Linked DNA regions of Mus musculus: all the other regions are linked to region 1. Evidence: chromatin loops called from intact Hi-C (ENCODE). Cell type or tissue: heart. All regions are shown on one strand.

Region 1 (4,000 bases):
AACCTAAGTTCATTAGAAGAAGTGTCAAATGAGAACTACTACCTTTCAGCACTGTAAAACAAAAATGTTTGCCTACACAAAAGCCACAAACGTACATTTATTTGCTGATAAATCCTATACAAACAGAATTATATTTATAATATCCTGACTTCAGGGGAATGAAGTCAATCATAAAAATAAACAAGAGCTCCGTTCCAGCACCCATTTACTTGTTTTTTTTTTTTTTTTTTAATTTTTGCCACTAAGGGAAGGATCAACAAGTCTAGTGCAAAGATCTCATCTGAGACCTCCAGGAGACGCAGAGAGGCCAGTGGCACACGCAACCAAGACTTGTTATTCTTCCCTGGAATGTGACTAGTGGACACGAGGAGTTTCTGTGGCCTATATATGCTGTGTAATTAAAAAAAAACTGTTCTCTTAAGTGTTCTTTACAAGGACAGAATCTTCTTCATGTGCCAAAATAGTCAACCTGACTCAAGCAGTGGCTCTTGGCTGGCACGTGGAAGGCCATGCAGTCCACCCTCAGCAGCAGGGAGGGAGGAGCAGACCAGCCCACTACAGCACCTAGTACATGCCAGGCTCTGGAAGAACATGATGTTCAAGCGACTGTAACACCACCTCTCCATGTCCCACCAGTAATGAACTATCTCAGAATAGTTAGCAGTCTCTGGGAACTAAAATCACTCAACTCTTGCTGTGGCCTTGATCTGGCCTCAAGCAACTCATTCATACAAAATCTCAACTTCCTCATCCTTGAAAAGAAGGAAACGAACTAGGCCATGGTCAAAGCTGCTGCTTTCTTTAGGAGTACAATTCTGCAATGAGCCTTTTGGCCTACATCCAAGTAGAATTCATTATCTAAATCTTTGCTGATTCCTATTAGTAGAGAAATAAAGTGCAACAACAACAACAACCAGGATGCAAAAATTCAAGTCAAGAACATAGTGACCAACAGCCTTGCGTAGTTGTTGTCAGTACAGAAATCAGCTCAACCAGGTATACATGGCCTGACCCAATCCTCTGAATTGCGTATTTCCCAGAAAAGAAGCCTAGACACTCAAGTCCTAGCCCTAGCTGGCCACTGTGGAAAATTCTTGAATTTGGCATCAGAGACCCCAGTATTCAAATCCAGTTCTACTTAATAGGTTTGTGATCTTGAGAGAGACCTCATTTCTCTGAGCCCTTGTTTCTTCCTCTAAAAATGGAGAGTGCCTCATCTTAGAATCATTGACTACTCTCCCTGGGCTCCTCCTAATATGCTAGATTGTGGCTCACGCCTTTAATCCCAGCACTTGGGAGGCAGAGGCAGGTGGATTTCTGAGTTCAAGGCCAGCCTGGGCTACACAGAGAAATTCTGTCTCGAAACAAACAAAACCAAAAAAACAAAAATAACAAAAATAATAAAAAATTTTAAAAATACTTGATTGAAATAAAACACGACATGTTAAAATTAAGAGGAACCAAAGTCTGTCCAATGAACATAATCTCCCCTTACCTGTCCTATATCCTACCTTTCCCTAGTACTCCTGTTGTAGGTTACCGGTGTCTACCACAATGGCCTCCTAACCAGCCCCCAAATCCCTTCTCCTTCATTCAGCCCCTTGCCACTCCACAGGAACAAACATGTGCACTCAGAATACAACCCACACTCTATGGAAGTCTTCAAGATGTGACACCCTCTGAGTGTCCCCGGTTCTTTGCAATGATCATCTTTCAGCAGTTCTTTTCCTTGCTCCTGGACTTTCACACACACTCTTCTTTTTACCTGGATTGGTCCAATGGCTCACACTCAAATCTTCACTGTTACTTCCTTCAGAAGGCTGACTCAAACGGCACTTACTCAAGAACCAAAATAGGTCAAATCCCTGTCATTCTATCTCAGGGGATTAGCCCCAGAACTTAGGAAAATGTTGGGACACATCAAGTACTGTGTAAACATCTATCGAGGAGCAAATTAAGGGACACTGTGTCCAGATGCCTCATTTGGCAAACAGGAAGTGCTAAGTGACCAGCAGAAGGGTGAGATGTGAAGAAAAAGTCTTATTCCTGGGTCAATGTTTTCCCTGTTAACTCGAAGGTTCTTTCTGGCTCCACATTCTTTTATCTTGGCTAACCAATTAAAAGAGAGGAAAAATATTTAACAAGTGGAAGATGCTTTCTTGTTTTGCTTTGACTCCCCTGCAGGGCACATTAGAGCACTTCTATTATCCTCTCTGCACCTCCTCACTCCAGTACACTACTGACTAAGCCACTAGGAGATAGGACAGACAGTTCCTGTAAAGAAGGAATCACATTCAGTAACATACAGTAACACAGATACAATGGTATGATGTGTGACACACAGAGGAAGTAATTTGGCTCTAATTGTCCTGGGAACAGTTTTTTTTTTTTTTTTTTTTTTTTTTTTTTTTTTTTTTAGAATTACAGAAAAGACTCCTAAGATAAAATTTTGAAATGTGAATAGTTCCTCAGGGTCAAAGGAAGCGCAGCGTGGTTTTTTTTTGTTGTTGTTGTTTTTGGGTTTTTTTGTTTTTTTTTTTTGTACCCAACCCCAACCCCACAATTTAGTGAAGCTGCCTTTCTGGGTGTGTGTGTGTGTGCAAGGCTCACTGACTCCACAAATGGTACTTTGGGTATCGGGAAAAGAGGGGAACTGGAAATAAAAACCAAGGAAGTAGGTCAGCACCTCCTACGCCACGTTAAATGCCACTTTGATGCAAACGCATGGAAAGTCTCGGAAGACTTAACCAGTAAGAAATCGCCAACCTCTGTTAACGGGAGCCCTTTTGACTCCCTGTCTAGACTCAAGAAAGAAGGCGAAGTCCGGCTTAGTGGCGCATGTCTTTTAGCCCCAGATTTGGGAGGTAGAGGCAGGCGGAGCTCTGTGAGCTTGAGGTTAGCATGGTCTCCACAATGAATTCCAGAGTTCATTGGGGGGCGCGGGGGGCGTCGAAGACCTGCGGCAGGCCAAACACAACCCAAAGGCTACCACCCACCCACCCACCCTTGGTCAGACGCTACGGGTGACAATGGCTCGCCTAGTCCCCCTCCCCCTCCAACCCGGTGCCACGGAGCTCGGGCCACCGCCCCGCTCCCCACCCCCGGGACTCGCCGCCGCTCACCTCCGCAAGTTCTCGATCTCGGCGGGGATGCTCTGCAGCTGGTTGCCGCCCAGGCTGAGGGTCTGAAGGGCGCGCAGCTCCAGCAGCGAGGCGGGCAGCTCCTGGAAGCAGTTGCCGCTGAGGTTGAGCACTTGGAGGCTGCGGCAGAGCGGCGACTGGGCCAGGCCCTTGGGCAGCGAGCCCGGGCCGCCGAGCCGGTTGTTCCTGGCCAGCAGCGTGCGCAGGCCGCTCAGCGTCAGCAGCTCGGGCCCCAGCGCCGTGAGCGAGTTGCCGCTCACGTCCAGGAGCTGGAGGTGCGGGAAGCCGCCGCCCAACGCCCGCGGCAGCGACGTCAGGCGGTTGTAGGGCAGCAGCAGCCGCAGGAGAGCCTCGCGCGCGCCGCGCCGCTCCTCGGCGCGCGCCTCCAGCTCCGACTCCAACGCCTCGGCCGACACGCTGAGGCGGGACCAGTTGAGTTCGGCCTCCCCGAGCGCGGCCTCCTCCATCCCGCCGGATCCCGGGCCCGCGAGCCGAGGCGGCGCGCCCCGGAACCTAAAGCGAGCGCCGCGTCGGAAGTGGCGCGGCGCGGCCCGGTACGGCCCGGGCGCTCACCCCCGCGCGCCCTCCGAGTCACGCGATGGTCGGCGCCGGGTGCGCGCGCCGCTCCGGGGGCCGGGCTCCGCCTCACGTGGCGCACGGCGCGGCGTCCGCTGCGCAGGAGCCGAGGCCTGGCGCTCCCGGGAACCGTGTGAGGGAGCTGTGCTCGCCCGGGCGTCGCGGGGCTCGGTGGGCGAGCCGGAGGCCTGAGGCTCCCCGGAGCGGGCAGCTCGCCCTTTATAGTGTGGCACCCGGTGGTGGCCTTGGCCGCCAGAGTAAACAGCTCCGGGGCTGTTGATCCC
Region 2 (4,000 bases), 190 kb after region 1:
AAACATATCTTATCCACTCGCCTGCTTGATTACATCTTTCCCCAGCTGCTCCACTACTTGACCACAGTGCTCCTGTCTCCACGGAGCCCCTTCCCCATCTCTTTTCTTAGAGACCCGCCTCTCTTCCCTACCTAAGGAGCATTTCCGTCTTTGAATTTGAAACAGCATTTGAAACAGCTGTACAAGGACACAATGTTTAATTTAGGAGCTGAGTCTGTAGGAAGGGGTTCTTTGTTAGTTTCCAGAGTGATGCAAAGCTTAATTTAGAATGCAATGTAACTTTCATTGTTGTTCTTCTGGAAGTCAGAGCGATTATGGATTGTGCTGCAGAGGCAGCCTGCCTGATGATGCTCCTATTTGGCAGTACTGGGGGGAGGGAGGAGTTGTGGCAGTTTCATCTTTTATTCTCCTTCAGAGATACTGGAGAGGTGTGCAATGGGAGCATTTATATTCAGGGCAGACCTGTCTCATTCAGTCTTTGTAGCCGGCCAAGGCCCTGCAAAGGGTGCTGTTAATGCTGGATTGAGTCACATTGACTGTTTGCCCTCTACCTCCTACCTGGATCTTACACGTAGCCCTATTAGCATCTGGAACTAGGAAATGAGAGAGAGCAGCCGCCTAGTACTAGCAAGGCAAGGACTTAGACAAGACCTCAGCTTCCTTCCGTTCTTGGCTCCTGGAGAAAGCTAGCATGGCTAACTCGAAGGGTATCATGCCCTATCCAATCTAATTAGTTTCTTCCTCTCAGGGACTCATGTGACTATTAGTGGAATGGGAGGTGGGGCCATGGGATTAGGAGGGCCATCAATTAGGAGAGCCATCAATTAGGAGGCTACAATAGTCACACCACCACAGCATCAGATTTGAGAGAGAGCATGCCTCCTCAGTGCCTCTTTGAGCTTCAGGCCAAGCAGCTTCTGCTAGTTGACTGGCATACAATCTTCCGGCATTTTACAAACATGCTTAGCCATGTTTTCTAGATTCCCTAGGGTCTAAAAGCCCAGGAAGAGAATGTAATCTCTATTTTCTTCAAAGATACACACACACACACACACACACACACACACACACACACACAAGTAATTGCAAGTTTGAAGAGAAATACAAGGTTCCCCAAGAGAAATGTTCTGTAAATAAAGGTAGGTACTTGGCCTGGGGTGTGGTACATGCCTTTAATCCTAGCACTTAGGAGAAGGCAGAAAAATCAGAAATGCAAGGATAGCCTTGGATACACAGTGAGTTCAAGCCAACCTGGGCTATATGAGGCCTTATCTCAAAACAAATGAAAAGGAAAAAGTTCTGGCCCCCCCACACCCAGAGAACCTGAACCTCACAGATCAAGGGAGAGTTAGGCAGAGAGCAAAACTGCTTTTCCACTTCTTATCTGGATCACAGCAGTCCCTAACTCTAAAAATTCCATTGTGCTCTGGAACTGTTCAGGAGACTGTTGTTCAAAAATCAGAAACCCCACAACTGGAGTTATCCGCTTTAAGCTGACAGTGCCTTCTCTAAAATACCCAGGAGACCCAGTCCTGGAAGTTAAGAGACAGACCGAAGTCACTGTGGGGTAGCAAAGGGCCGCTTATGCAAAGACAAGGACTTGAAAGATGCGACCTCACGGCCACGTGGTGGCGGACTTCGCCATTTTTGCTTACCAGCGTGTTTTAGATTTTATTCAAAGTGCGGGGCTTTGATGTATTTGTCTGGGGGTGGGCTCACCCCCTTGCATTTTTCGTAGGTTTTACTAGTGACTCGAGGATAGTGAAGAGAAACAAGAAAGAAACTTAGACACAAGAAAGTCAGGAAGACAAAAGAAAGGCACGGAGCCCACAAGAGCCTGGGAAACCGATGAGAGACTTAGGAGGAGGGGGCGGGGGATTTGAGTCTACAGACTCCGGAAAACCTATTAAGGCGTCCTGGGAGAAGGTCGCTGGGTCCTTCAGGGTGGGAATCAGGCTGTCCGGGTTGAAGCCTCTCGGGATTAAGAGCTGAAGAGAAACCACAAAGGTTCATTGTTTTATTTGTGCCTTGACTTGGCTCCTGACCATCGGATCGCTGGAGTTCTGATAAACGTCCTGAGCTCCCCCTACTGGCTGCCCTGAAGAACGTTACCATCTGGATCCCAAGAGAAATAGGATTACGTAACCCCAGCTTTGACCACTTAAGACTTTTATTTTCTTTCCCAAGGTCTTGGCTTTTCCAAATCCTGCTGCCTAATGCCAGAGCTTAAATGCCCTGACTGATTGCCAAGGTCCCAAGGCCCAGAGGAGGCAGTTATGAAGGGGCCATGCTAATGGGAGGGCATGCAGGAGGGTAGCCGAACAGACTTTTTTTTTTTTTTTTTAATATGTGTCACGCAAATAAAAGTGCTGCAAAAATTCCTAAAAAGGGGGACTTTTTCTGAACTTTCATCTTCTTGCCTCAAATGTGACGCTGGCATTAAACAAGGCCTCTTTGCTTAGGGGGCGGGCCTGCCGGGTCTAGATAGGAAGCCATCCAAAATAAGCCATCCAACTCCATAGCAGCGAAGACGCACCCGGCTCTCCTTTCCTTCCCTCTCCCCTCGGTCTTAAGCTCTGCAAAAGACAGGAAGAACTGAGAACAGCAAGAGCAGAATGTTCTCTGAAAGACAGAAGAAAAAATCTCTCTCTCTCTCTCTCTCTCTCTCTCTCTCTCTCTCTCTCTCTCTCTCCCTCTCCCTCTCCCCCCTCTCTCTCTCTCTGTGTGTGTGTGTGTGTGTCTGTCTGTCTCTCCTCCCTCCTTTCCTCCCTTCCTTCTTCCCTCTCCTCATTATCTCTTCCTTTCTCTCCCCTCCCCCTCTTTGTCTCTGTCTCCCCCTCCTTCCCGGCCTCTCCCCCTCTTCTCTCGTCTCCTCTCCTTAAGGTTGATATTAAACAAGGTAGAAGCCCTGTCCTTCCTAAAGGACACAAAGGCTAGCCTTCTGTATGAGAAATGCCAAGTCCAGAGGCAGCGGTTGAGGGAGAGACAAAGAAGGACCTCCAGCGTTGAAGCAACAGGAACAGAATATAGGAGCTAGCAGCTGTTGACTGGAGCAGCCACACCCGTGGGGAGTGGTCCTGGGTTAGCAAGGGAGACCCCTGGGCAATAGGCAGAGGGTATGAGCATCACGTGAAGGAGGGGCAGATTTTCAGATGTGTGACTAGGATGCTTGTTCCCCCCGAATGGACCGTCTTATGCCCCCTCCCCTTCTCTTCAAAACCTCCTCTTCACAAATTAGCAATTTACCGGGAGAGGCACAGTGGCAGAGGCCAGCCTGGTCTGCAAAGTGAGAACCAGTCTCAAAACAAAACAAGCAACTTTCCTTTCATAAAAGAGCTATGCCTCTTTCAGGGTCCCTAAATGTCCCTAAAACATTGTTCAGGGTGGTAGCATGAGGTTATTTTCAAAGGCTCTGGGCAAACATCCAAAGGATTCCTTTTCTTTTGTTAACCTGAAGGCAAACCACCATTGGTTCACAGCCTTGCAGGGAGCAGTGCAGCTCTCCGGAAATGGCCACTTGCTCTTTCGTTCCCTCAGGACGAGGTAGCCGCCTTTCCTTTGTCCTTCTGCCAACCTCCACGTTTTCCTCTCACCATCCAGCTGGTTGACACTGGCTCCTCTTCTTTCCAGGGCTGACTTTGTGCTCTGGGTCTGCTTGCAGGGTGTTGATGTAGGAGGAGAAAAAAAAGAAAAGTGTTGTCATGTGTTCGTGGGATCCCAACACATCTGACACTCTGCAGGGATCTGGCTAAGCTAAGCGCATATTCCACAGAAGTCAAGGGGACCCTTTATTCTATCTGCAAGACACCTTTGCAAAATTCCTGGCAAATTGACAGCCTCCAAATTATACCTCCCGTTTTGAATAGCCCTTGCTTATTGTCACCGTAGAAGAGGATTTGGGGGACTTGTGAGTCCATGGGAGCAGAATGGCCTTGACAGACACTGCAAAATACAAATAATATTTATTGCCAATGAAAGATTCACAACCGAAACTAGTCAA
Region 3 (4,000 bases), 77 kb before region 1:
ACTGATCCACCTCCCTGGCTGGGAAGGGAGAGACTATCTCAAACTCTCTATAGACAAGGATGACTTTGAACTCCTAATAGTCCTGCCTCCCGCTTGAGCTCTGGGATTACAGGCAAGCATCTGGGTATACATGATGCTGAGGACTGAACCCAAGGCTCTGTGGATGCTAGGCAGGCACTTTGTCTACTGAGCTGCCTCTCCAGCCCAAAGTTTCTTTCGTTTAAGTGAACAAAGCTTGCCCCAGAATGCTTTCAGCTACTGGTTTACTGGGAGCAAACCACATGAGAGATAATGATATCATTGTATAATTTGCTGACAGGGCGCTAGTTTACATTATAAAAATCGTGTAGGTCTCTACCCCATACTCATGCCCTTTACGGTTCTTTTCTTGGCAGCACTCACCACTTGGATTTAAGCATCCTTTCTTCCAAGACCACCAAGCACACTTACTGTATCCATTATGTGTCAGTCTGTTTGAAGTGTTAGAGGCACAGTGGGAAGCATGAGAGACAAGGTCCCTATGGTCACTAGCTTTGCAGTAGGGGGACCCTAGCTAGGCCTAGCCGCTCTTGGTGCCAAGATGATGTCAGCATTCTGGATTTCACAGTTCTGGTTATAGGGGTTGAGACTCTAGGCAGGAGGCTGCTTACCTGTTCTTCCTGCAGCGAATTGTGAAAGCCAGAAAGAAGAGCACCAGAAGTAGCCCACAGCTGAGAAAGGTCCACATAATCCCCAAGAGGGCAGGAGACAGTGGGGAGGCGGCTGTACTACTGTGCTGGGACTCAGTCTGGAGGCAGAAAAAAAAAAAAAAGGAGAGGTTAATAATGAGGGATCACGCCTTTAATATGAGCCCTCACACTCAGGAGGCAGAGGCAGGCGGATCTCTGAGTTCCAGGCCAGCCTGGTCTACAGAGCAAGTTCTAGGATAGCCAGGGATACACAGGGAAACAAAACCAAAACCAAACAAGCAAAAGAATAAAGGATCTATAGATGGCACCAAAGTAGGGCCATGCTTGTGCTACATGGACAGTTCCTCCTCCTCCTCCCTCTCCCCCTCCTCCTCCCCCTTCCCCCCTCTTTCTGCCCCTCCCCACTCCTCCTCCTTCTCTACCACTACCACCATCACCATATTTATGTCTAGTCCCATGGCATCTATATAACGCCCCATGGCTGTTCACTTACAATGGTTGTCTTGCAAAGATCATGAAGGGGTCTCCGATCCAGCTCTTGACCAGGAAAACTGTCACAAAATTCAGAGCAGTTGATTTCTGGCTCCATGTCACCCCATGCACTTCTATGGGCATCTACTCAGTCTTGGCTATTCCCAGTCAAGGATGCAAACCGTTCGCTGAAGCACAGAAACAACTCGAGTCTTTCTGCCAGAGGCTCCATCTCAGAGTTGCCTCCAGAGTCCAAATCCAGGATTAAAAAACAAATGGCTCCAAGTAGAAGTGAAAGGTTGTTTCATTAGTCTCCTTCATCATGCATATTTGAAGAGCAAATGTTCTTCAGCTGGTTCCTGGCTCCCAGTGGGTAGCACATGGTCAAGAGTGGGCATCTCAGGTCATAGAACGAATTGATTCTGGCTCACCACCAGAGGGCAGTCAGCACTCCACGTGCTCCCACACTGGGCCCTGGAGGGAAGCAATCAGACTGGTTAACAAACATGCACACGCAGGTTTAAAATGGTTTTAGTATCTCAGCTATACATGGTTACATTCTATCGTGTGTAGGTATATGCTTATAAATATCGCAACATTTTAAAGTATAAATGTTACTTTTGATTCATAAGGCACATCATCCCCTTTTCCCTCCCCCAAATTCATGTCCTAAGATCTTTCCACACAGTTCCTTGCTTAACCTCTGTTTGATCCTAGGTGATTCTGGGATCAAGGGCCCATATTGTCTCTTGTCTCTCAGGATGAGGAAGAGCCTTCCATGTCCAGACAGCTGAGTTGCCCAAAACGTGTACTGGTTTTTATCTATTTATTTAGTTTTTTAAAAAAAGATTTATTTATTTATTATATGTAAGTACACTGTAACTGTCTTCAGGTAGCCGAGAAGAGGGCATCAGATCTCATTACAGATGGTTGTGAGCTAGGATTTGAACTCAGGACCTTCGGAAGAGCAGTCAGTGCTCTTAACCTGTGAGCCATCTCTTCAGCCCCCATATTTATTTAGTTTTTAAATTTAATTAAACATTTATTTTTACTTATTCACTTTACATCCTGCTCACTCCCGGTCACCCTCTCCCACAATCCTTCCCCCACCCCCTCCCCTCTTCTCTGAGCAGGTGGTCCCCTCCCCTGGATATCTTCCCCACCCGGAAACTTCAAGTCTCTTTGAGACTAGGTGCTTTCTGTCCCATTGAGGCCAGACATGGCAGCCCAGCCAGAAGAACGTATCCCACATATAGGCCAGAGCTTTGGGATAGCCCCTGTTCCAGTTGTTCAGGACCCACATGAAGAACAAGCTGCACATAGACAACATTTGTGTGGGGAGGCCTAAGTCCAGCCCATGCATGTTTTTTGGTTGGTAGTTCAGTCTCTGAGAGCCCTGGGGGTCCAGGTTAGTTGACTCTATTGGTCTTCCAGTGGAGTTCCTATCCCCTCTGTGTACTGGCTTTTAAATTGTCAGAATCACGGAGCTGCCATGGGTTAGTTGGGTTCTAGGGAGAGGGGCTGAGTGACCCACTGAGGAGAGATTATTACGCTCAGAAAATATTCATAATATGAATACTGTGATCAGAAGAGAAGCCAAGACAGACACCTGCAGTCTCAGTGCTTGGAAGGCCGAGGTGGGCGTGTAGGAGTTGGCCAGCCTGGCTACAAAGCAAGATGTGCAGAAGAGAGGGAGGGGAGGAGAGAGAAGTGGATGGGGCATGTGGTCCACGGGTCACAGACTGGACATGCCTGAGTCTTATCCCTACATTTGAAAACAAACCCATCTTTTAATAGAAAAGATAGATTTGGGGTTAGTCACAGGAATGTAAGAGGTTGCCATTTCTGCTTTGTGTTTTTGAAAGCACCTAGTATAGCATCTGTGTGTGTGAGTGTGTGTGAGTGTGTATGTGTGTGTGAGAGTGTGTGTGAGTGTGTGTGTGTGAGTGTGTGTGTGTGAGTGTGTGTGTGAGTGTGTGTGTGTGAGTGTGTGTGAGTGTGTGTGTGTGTGTGTGTGTGTGAAACTTGGACAAATATTAGATGCTACTAATCAATAGTCACTGAACACTAGACCCATGGTTAAAGCAGAACAATTGTGACAGGTGCTGAGTGCCGTCTTTGGAGTCTGTACTTAGACATAAACAATACAGCACCAGGTGTTGCCCTGTCACTGGACTCTACCATATTCTTGAATTATTTACCAGCTTCATGACAGAGCAATCACGAGAAAATTAGAGTCCGCTGTCTCCCATCCAGCATTTGAATTCTTGTGCTGTCTGGACAGATGACTGAATATTAAATTACGAAGCAAACAAGGCATGGCTATTCGTATCCTAATTTTGTTGGAATTCCAACAGAAAGGGTCTTTCTCTCTTTTTTTCTAGCCACACCCTACTTTCCTACTGAGTATTCTAGCAATGAGCAATGTGAGGAGTCACAGAGCAAACTACACTATGGTAGTCTGGAAGGACGTGTGTTTTTACATTGTCTTCTCCATCTTAGTGGTAAACCAAAGACCTATTTTTGGCTTGATAATGCTTTGTTGTCTGGACCATCTTTTGAAGAGAGGATGTTTGGCAGCATGCCTGGCCCTCTCCTAACAGTTTCAACAACTGCCAGTCACTGCCAACTGTGCCCAGTATGTGCCAAATTGAGACTCCCTGGCGTCATGAGAATTTTGGTCCCTTTAAAAGCACAGAAATGTTAAGGGACTATGTTTTTGTTTTAATCCCAGGTGTGGGGTTGCTTTAGACTGTCCACAGCAGCTGACTATGATTTGTCTCATGCTCGGGCAGGGATGTTATTTTGCCAGCTGAAAATAGTTTACATTTGGCATTCTG
Region 4 (4,000 bases), 55 kb after region 1:
TGGAAAACTACACAATTCTTGCTCCTTCAGATGCAGCACAAAAACAAATAAACCCAAAATTCAAAAGGTAGAAACTATGACAGACTAGAAACTAGACAAAATATTGATGTACATCCTTTCATGACTCATGCGTCCCTCTGTCCATCCTACCTCACCGATGACTGCATCGTAGCACCCCTTCCTCTCTCAACCTCAACTGTACCCTCCTGTACACCTCTCTGTGTTATATGTGTGGTCTAGGATCCACATGGGAAGGAGAACATGCGTTTTGTTTTTCTTCCTGAGCCTGAATCATCTCACTTAATAGTACACCTTCTAGGTCCATCTATTTTCCTACACATTTCATTTTTCTTTAAAGATAAATAATATTTCTTTTTATATCATTTTAAAAACTATTATTTTATGTATGTGAGCGTACTGTCACACCAGTAGAGGGCATTGGATCCCATTACAGATAGTAGTGAGCCCCTAGGACCTCTTTGAACTCAGGACCTCTGGAAGAGCTGTCAGTGCTCTTAATCACTGAGCCATCTCTCCAGCCCTGAATAATTATTCATTGTCTATATGTCCCACATTTCCATCATCTGTTCATATGCTGATGGACAACCAGACTGGTTCTATTTTCTTGTTAACATCATTTTTTTTTCTTTTTTTTTCTTTTTCTTTCTTTTTTGGTGTTCATGTATGTATTGAGGCCAAAGATCCATATTGTGTTGTCCTTGGTTGTTTTCAGTATAACTTTCTGAGATAGAGTTATCACTATGCCTGGAGCTCATGATTTGGCTGGAATGGTTAGTCAGTGAACTCCATGGATTTGCCTCCTCTCGCCCAGCACTGCGGTCAGTGCCTCCTGCTGCCATGCCAGTCATCTGTGTAGGTCCTGAGGCTGTGATGGCAGCAAGCGCATCTCCTACTGAGCAAGTTCTCAAGGACCCCCTAAACAGTCAGCACCCCCCATGCCTGACACCAGGACTCACCTCAATGCAGAGGCACGTGGGCTCCCCCTTCTCTGTGACGGCACATTCCCTGCCAGCTCCACAAAACACATTGGCGCAGATCTTGGATTTGCTTCTAGGTTCCTCCTAAAACACAGATCATAAAGGATGCCACGTTACTGAGATGAGCCCATCACAGGATGAAACATTGGTGGTAATGACCTTTCAGGCTTGGGGCTTCCGTGTGCCAAAAGTTATCTTTTAGCATCAGACTCACAGGCATTGTTCTGGCTCAGGTACAGGCACTGAAGATTGTTCCCCTGTGAAGAGTGACTTTCTTGCATCCTTCCTCATTAAAAAAAAATACGGTTTGAGCATTTGTGATAAAGCCAGCACTATGCTAAGGGCTAGAGCTACACAGGGCAATCTTTGATCTCATGAACTCTGTGACTCTCAGGGAGGAACACATATACGGAAGGGCCACAGTGGGTGCTCTGGGGAGCAGGGGTGTATGGGAGAATCAGATGGCCCTTTCTGAAGATTCCACACCTTAACTGTCTCTTTAAGGATGAGAAGTCTAAGCTAGGAAGAAATGGAAACACTGGAGACACATCCAGACATCTTAACACCAAGGTATTTACTGCAATACCATCTGAAAGGACCGAAGGATGGTCACCATGTGGATATGCTATGATATCCAGCCACTCTCTGTGTGTACCCAGGCTACAAGATGAAGAGGACCAAACCCACTCCAAAAAGAGTATGGCCCCCAAGCTTCTTGCTGGTCAGGTTTCCTGTTCAGACAGATGTTACAGAACTGCAGGGAGAGGAAGGTCTGTATGCCACATGTGGATTGTGATAGGACCAGTTTGTTGGTGGTACATTCCTTTACTCCCACGACATTCACCCCCCAGCTCTGTGGTAGTGGTGGATAAACAAAGACAGGGATTCCCCCGGGGCCTCTGTTCCGCCAGGCTGGGCTGGCTGAATCACCCAAGGCTTCCAGGCCTTAGACGACTGGGCTGGAGCTGGTTACAAAACAACAAAGACAGAAGAGGCCTACGAATGACTTGGGTAACAGCAAAGTCCACATTTCCAGCCCTTGCCTACAGTGTATCTAAAGAACTCATACCTACAAGGCTTACTGTAACAGTAAATGTTTTAAACGGGGGAACCAGACACACACACACACACACACACACACACACACACACACACACACACACACACACACACACGGAAACAAAGTAGAGGCTTGAGAGGTGATGGGTCCATAATAGCTGCTCTGCTGCCACTTGGAGGCTGCTCTGCAAACTCCAGGTTATTCTTGTCTCCCATAAGCCCCCTTGCCTGCCATGCAGAGCTCTCATTGGTCTAGAACTCATTTGCATGCTCAGATCTCATTGGCTTAAATGCTGTTGCTAAACTAATTTTTTTTTTTAAAATGTTGCTAAGGAGAATTCAAAAAAGCTGGCAGACAGTGAAGAAAAGAGGAAGTAATTCCCAGAAGGGTGGAGGATGGATTTAGATCTTTGTTTCCTAAACAGAGAGGGGGAATAAAATTGAGCAAACTCTTCAGACAGACAGGGCTCTCCCTCTTGTGGGAGCTGTGTCTCCGAGCAAAAAGCAGAGCCAGAAGGGAATAGAAAAAGACAGTGCTGATTGTTATAAAAGACAATTCCAGTGGCCTCTTCAACTTCCCTGAGCTGAACACTTTAACCCCTGGGCCTATCACAGGAGCTGAAGATACACAAATGCACAAATCAGTGAGCTTTGGCATATGTCTGCATTCAAGGAAAAACTCAAATGTTCCCAGTGTGTACTTAACTAGTCCCTCTGATCCTTTAAACTACACATCTCCTCGTCTGTGGGGCAGGAGAAAATGGTGGGTGGGGGAGGGGGCGAGCATGATCAAGGGGACACCTTACAGGGCTGCTTGCAGAAGATCCTGCCGAGTTCAGAGCCTCATCTTGTCTCATGTGCATGTTTATTGTTTAGTTATTGGTGTGTGGGAGGGGCACACCAGTCAGGGCAAGTTTGTGGAGGTCAGAGGATGGCTTTTTGGGTGTGTGTGTGTGTGTGGGGGGGGTTCTCTTTCCATCGGGTGAGTTCCAGAGATTGACCTCTGGCCCTCTGGCCTGGCTACAAGTGTTTTTACCCAATGAGCTACCCCCTCTTCTCTCCTACTGTGGTAAATATTCCTAATAAACACTATTATGTGGAATCTGAATTCAACCCAAGTCATTTGCACAGGTAGCTCACTGACGTTATGTTTGGAGGAGAACACCTTTTTCTTTCACCCTAACAACTAGTACTTGAAGAGTGCAATTAAAAACGTGAATGTTTTCACACACAGCATTTCACCTTACTGCATGGCTAACCTGAGAAGAGCATGCATATGATTATTAGCTCCATTTTACAAACGAGCAATTTGAGGCCCCAAAAGGTCAAATAATTTGCCTAAGTTCCCCAAACTAAAAAGAGAGAGAGAGAGAGAGAGAGAGAGAGAGAGAAACCTCTATTCAGCCCACGGGTAACTAAGAATCCATTTGTAAACACCTGGCTTCCCTCAAAGTGACCTACTATGGTTGGTGCTACTTAAGCGCTCTATATGTTCCTAATTCCAGAGTCATATTATCCCTCTTTTACAGGTAGGAAAGCTGACTTGAGAGGCCCAGTAACAAAAAGCGATAGAGTTGGATGTTCCTCCAACCAAAGGCAAATGATTCCTTTATGTTTGGTTGATTCTTACATCCGTATGCATTAAGGTTAGGGAAACTATAATGGGAATATGGATGTTACAATAGCAAGTGTAAGGCGTTTAGATCCCATATGCAGCACTCATACCCAGCCCCCTTCTTTATCTGCCACGAGTATTCTCTTGCAACCCCCTTCCTTGGGTGCAGACATAAAACATTGAAGGTTAGAATTGTCTTGAGAATTAACTGAGCCGCGCCATGTGCTGTGTAACAGGAAGCGACTGTCACTACAGGGGGTGATTTATTTTCAGTTTCCCCTGCGAAATGATGTCACTGTCACCTTGGACTGTCATGTCCCCATTCTTC
Region 5 (4,000 bases), 220 kb before region 1:
TATTAGGAGGCTGGGGCATTTAATATCTCTATTTTGAATACAGAACCCTGATAACCTGAGCTAACTAAGATAAACTCCCTCATTCCAGAAGACAAGGACTCGGCAAATGTACATCATGGTTTATTAATCAAGCCTTGTCCTCCTCTTCTTTATTCAAAGGGATGGGCAAGCGAACGCTTCTTCCATCGCTTAACCCGGAGGCACTGGAGCACTTGAAAAGACTACCAGCAGCACGGAGAACGTAAGAAAAGAAGTTTCAAATCCAATCAGGCAAATAAAACTAATATTCTCTCAATCCAAGGTTAATGAGGCGGGGGGAGGGGGTACGGGAATGGGAGGAGGAAAAGGAGCCTGCCTCTTCTTGACTCAAGGCTGGTTTTGCCCTTTTCCACGACCACTGACTGTTCTATCAGGTCTGTTAGTGTAAGATCCTGGTATTTCGAGGTTTCTTATCTAAATGGTAAGGTGGAGGAAGGGTGTAAAATAAAATCGATACTCACTGCTAACTTTCATGCTACCAAAAGCTGAAGGCTGCTGCACTGGCTTGCAGCTCTCCGCAAAGGAGGTGGTTCTCGGTCGCCCCGACATGATGGCTCTTCTTGAATCACCTTTTCCTTCCTTAATCCTTTTCTTCCTTTTGTTTTATGTTAGGGTGCTAGGTTAATGATAAATGCAGCATTAAGTTCTCCCGCAAGAAAGAGAAAGAAAGACTTCGTTCTCTTGGCTTTTCACTCCTTTTGTATAGCTATTTAAGAAGAAGGAAAAAAAAAAGGAGCTATGTATTTCTTCAAGACAGATCGGTACGGATATTTAACACATAGATGATTTAGAGCTGGGAGAAAAATACAATTCTTTCACCTCCCTTTCCTGGAAGAGGAGAAAAAGGGTGGAGTGGAATCCTTAAAAATATATATATATCACGTGAACGAGGGCAAATACTTGATTGAAAATAAGTACTCTGAGTATTATATTTTTCCTCGGGGATTTTTTTCCGAGTCAATGAAGAAGGGAAGCGGCGGAAGGATCACGAGCCTCACGCTTGAAGAGAAGGGGGATGGGAAGGAGGGAGGAGATGGCTCGGAGATGCGACGGCAAACGCTGCGGCTCCGGCAGCAGCGGGATCCGGCGGTCTGACGGCGGCGGCGGCCGGGTGAACCGGAGGGCAGCGCAGTCGCGAGTCAGCGGCGGGCGGTGGCGGCGGCTCCTCTCCTCATTGCGCCAGGAGCAGCTGCAGGCGGTGGCTGGATCCAGCGGCCATGGCGGCAGCGGCGGCGGAGGCAGCTCCCTTCAGACCCCAGGCAGCGGCTCCCTGACTGCTCCCCATACGCCGGGGACATGGGAACCAGGCAACCGCTTCCGTCCCTCGGGGTCCCCTCCCCCGTCCGTGGCCCCGGCACGGCCGGCCTCCGCCCCTCGCCTTTGCTCAGCGGCTGCTCGGGAAGTGTCCGCGCTGTGCCCGGAGCCCGAAGCCCTGTCAGCGGCTGCAAGGCCGGCTCCTCCTTGCTGCCTTCCTTCCTTTGTCACTCGGCCCAGGCGGCGGCGACGGCGGCGACACAAGCCCGCATTCGGCCGGGTCGGGGGCTGCTCTGTGCGAGGCGCGCCGTCTGCGCAGCCGCCTAGCCCTTCCCCACTCCCCCTCCCCCTTCCTACTCGTCCTCCGCCTCCTTCCTCCCCCACCCAGCCCTTACACCGCCCAGCGCCCCGCCGCCCGCGTTACAGGCGTCTGGGAATCGCTCGCCGAGCCCGCGCCCGCCAGCTTCGGCTGTAGAGCCGAAACCCAAGCCGGAACCAATCAGAGACGTCGCTTGCTTGCAGCTCCTGCCGGAAAAAGCCGAGCGACCTGGATAACCAATGAGGAGACGCCGCTGGGAGACCACGCCCCAGCAACGAGGAATGCCGAAGGTAGCCGAACAGAAGGGAAGAGGGTTCTCCTTGTCCTGTGGCTGGCTAGAGAGAAGAGTCGACAATAGCGACAGTGGCCAATCAGAGCTGTTGGCCCTCAGGGAAAAGCCTCAAGAGTTAAGGACGGCGAAACTCCCGAGTCGCGGGAGGAACTGCACGGCTGGGCGCCGCGCCCGTTTCCTCATTGGCTGGACAACTCCGCTGGGCGTGTACCTTTCTCGGTGATTGGTGAAGGGAAGGGGGCTTCCGAGGACATCGGGCCAGTCAGAGCCTCCCCTCCCTCTTTGAGGCGGGGAGAAGAAGAAAGCGGAGGGAGGGCACCTATAAAGTGCCATCTCATTGGTCTGCAGCGTCGAGCTGGAGCGCGGGGGGAGGGGAGCTTCGAAAGGGAGAAGGAGGGTGCAGGAGCCCGTGGCGGCGGCCAATAGGCGCTCACTGCTGTGCAATCGCAAGACCTAGCTGCAGTGGGATTGGCCTCGGGTGGTCCCTAAGCGGGCGGACGGGATGAGTGGTCGGCCTGCATCTGCTTTCCGAGCCGACGCTCGTGCTGGCTGTGCAGCCCGGTCCGACAATGCTGCGGTCGGAGGGTCGGGCCCCGAGCGCTCTAGTGGGGCGTGAGGCCGTCCCCATTCCCGGGAGCTCCGCGGGGCGCGGCTTACCAAGTGCGCCCGAGGCTCCCCACCGCGCGTGCTGAGCCTATGAGAACGTCTATTCTCTGAAAGACGTAGGGCGCCGTGGCCGGGGCCGAACCCTCTAGCGCTTAAATGGGAACAAAGCTTCCAGAGAAGGAGAGCCTCTGGGCAGCCGCGCCCGCCCATCGCGGGGGGCCGCTGATCTCGTGGGGGGGGGGGGGGGAGCCCTTTGCAGCAGGCGCACAAGGCCAGACCAGGCCTTCTGGAAACGCCCCCGAGAGATGAGCTCATGCTAGATGAGCGCGGTCCATGGGCGCGACTGTCCAGCGCAAAAGCAGCCCCGAAAACAGGTGAGGGGAAATGTGGTCAGGACAGTACCTCGAATCCTAGGAGGAAGCTCAAGTCAGAATTGCTCGCAGCAGTTTTTAGTGTTATTGGATGATCAGCACACTGCTGCCTAAGTAGGTTTCACATGTAGTCCAGCGTCCATTGTTCTACAAAGGAGACCATTGCCTTGGTCCATCCGAGAGCTGTGTGGCGTGGCTACTACGACTAGAGTAAGTTAGAGTGGACACTGGCAATCCTGACTGTAATCCCGTGATACTTGTAATACCCACCCGCATAGTCATCTCTTTCTGTTGAGATGCTATCTCCAGAAAGCACATGTAAAAGTACACGTACTTGATCAGATTGCTTAGCTATTGCTTTAAAATCTGATGAGGGACTTGGGACAGAACAAAGTAAGCTTTGAAGGGAGCCAGTAAAGGTCTGGATAGTGTTTGCAGACTCAGATGTCTGTAGAGGCCTGGCAAATAAAGCGAATGACACCGGCCTGGTGGAAGACAATAGGAATGTTAGATGATGTGGAAACGGGAGTTCCATCCATGCCCTTAAGGGGGTCCACCATTAAAATAATCGTATTCTCCTTTTTTTTTTTTTTTAATTACCAAAACCATAACGTTGAAGTTTTATGTGTGATCTCTAAATCTGACGTGTTGGCAACCGATATGCCGAAACCACGTAGACCAACAAAGTAAAAAATCCCAGGAAAATGTGCCCGACAGGCAGCCAATTTGTAATCTCATTCCTTATCGGAGACTTTATGCCTCAAGTGCAGAAGAGACTCTTGTTCTTCACAATTAAAATCGTCTATAAGGTAGCCCGATGCCATGGGGGAGGGTAAAGAATCTTAAAAGCAGCCGCCTTGCTTGGCAACTTTGTCATTTGAATGGTGCCTCTCCATGCTATTATGAAAGACCTTTGCCACTGTTCCTAAACTGCTGTGGTGCAGAACTTTAAATCCTCCCTACCTAATTATACCAGCAGGAAGGTAAATAACAAGGGTTTAGTTTGCAGAAACTGGCAACGTGGCTATTCTTGTATATAAAACTAGTTCAAAAATAGCCTACCTTAGGGTTTTGATTAGTAACTTTTTTGTTGCCTTCAGATATTTTTAACTCAATTGA

The links. Hi-C counts contacts between places; a loop is a spot of excess contacts. Peaks named below come from ENCODE experiments on the same cell type or tissue, not always from the same donor. Only the 100,000 strongest peaks of a DNase experiment are listed, where the experiment ranks them.
Region 2: a loop joins it to region 1, with 5 times the contacts of the local background. A loop is called at or near these places in 10 of 42 quality-filtered maps.
Region 3: it touches region 1 in a loop (4-fold over the local background); 8 of 42 quality-filtered maps call a loop at or near these places.
Region 4: a loop joins it to region 1, with 2.4 times the contacts of the local background. A loop is called at or near these places in 11 of 42 quality-filtered maps.
Region 5: a loop joins it to region 1, with 2.8 times the contacts of the local background. A loop is called at or near these places in 12 of 42 quality-filtered maps.

What each region holds. Positions count from the first base shown.
Region 1 is chr16:37,868,103-37,872,102 of GRCm38, reverse strand. It overlaps Lrrc58 (leucine rich repeat containing 58), which reads right to left and starts at 3,703. Exons shown (of 4, transcript NM_177093.3): 1 at 3,123-3,703. The coding sequence starts at 3,607. In heart, CTCF peaks have their summits at 2,216 and 3,920; DNase peaks (open chromatin) are centred at 542, 1,952 and 3,852; H3K4me3 peaks cover 2,570 bases; H3K27ac peaks cover 1,888 bases.
Region 2 is chr16:37,682,959-37,686,958 of GRCm38, reverse strand. Gm35833 (a long non-coding RNA gene) reads right to left here. Exons shown (of 3, transcript XR_876061.1): 2 at 3,452-3,651; 3 at 1,661-2,576. Among named protein-coding and RNA genes, the nearest start is that of Gm35833, 4.2 kb to the right of the region's middle. In heart, a CTCF peak has its summit at 2,113 (motif pointing left); DNase peaks (open chromatin) are centred at 2,068, 2,498, 3,018 and 3,598; H3K4me3 peaks cover 2,205 bases; H3K27ac peaks cover 3,970 bases.
Region 3 is chr16:37,945,002-37,949,001 of GRCm38, reverse strand. It overlaps Gpr156 (G protein-coupled receptor 156), which reads right to left. Exons shown (of 10, transcript NM_153394.2): 2 at 1,183-1,634; 3 at 651-787. The coding sequence starts at 1,278. Among named protein-coding and RNA genes, the nearest start is that of Gpr156, 31 kb to the right of the region's middle. In heart, a CTCF peak has its summit at 1,592 (motif pointing right); a DNase peak (open chromatin) is centred at 1,581.
Region 4 is chr16:37,812,788-37,816,787 of GRCm38, reverse strand. It overlaps Fstl1 (follistatin-like 1), which reads right to left. Exons shown (of 11, transcript NM_008047.5): 3 at 978-1,082. Among named protein-coding and RNA genes, the nearest start is that of Gm41452, 35 kb to the left of the region's middle. In heart, a CTCF peak has its summit at 2,274; DNase peaks (open chromatin) are centred at 1,897, 2,237 and 2,897; H3K27ac peaks cover 2,036 bases.
Region 5 is chr16:38,087,114-38,091,113 of GRCm38, reverse strand. Gsk3b (glycogen synthase kinase 3 beta) reads right to left here and starts at 2,113. Exons shown (of 11, transcript NM_019827.7): 1 at 501-2,113. The coding sequence starts at 588. BC031361 (cDNA sequence BC031361) reads left to right here and starts at 1,854. Exons shown (of 1, transcript NR_033221.1): 1 at 1,854-4,000. In heart, a CTCF peak has its summit at 3,409; DNase peaks (open chromatin) are centred at 2,043 and 2,203; H3K4me3 peaks cover 3,913 bases; H3K27ac peaks cover 3,879 bases.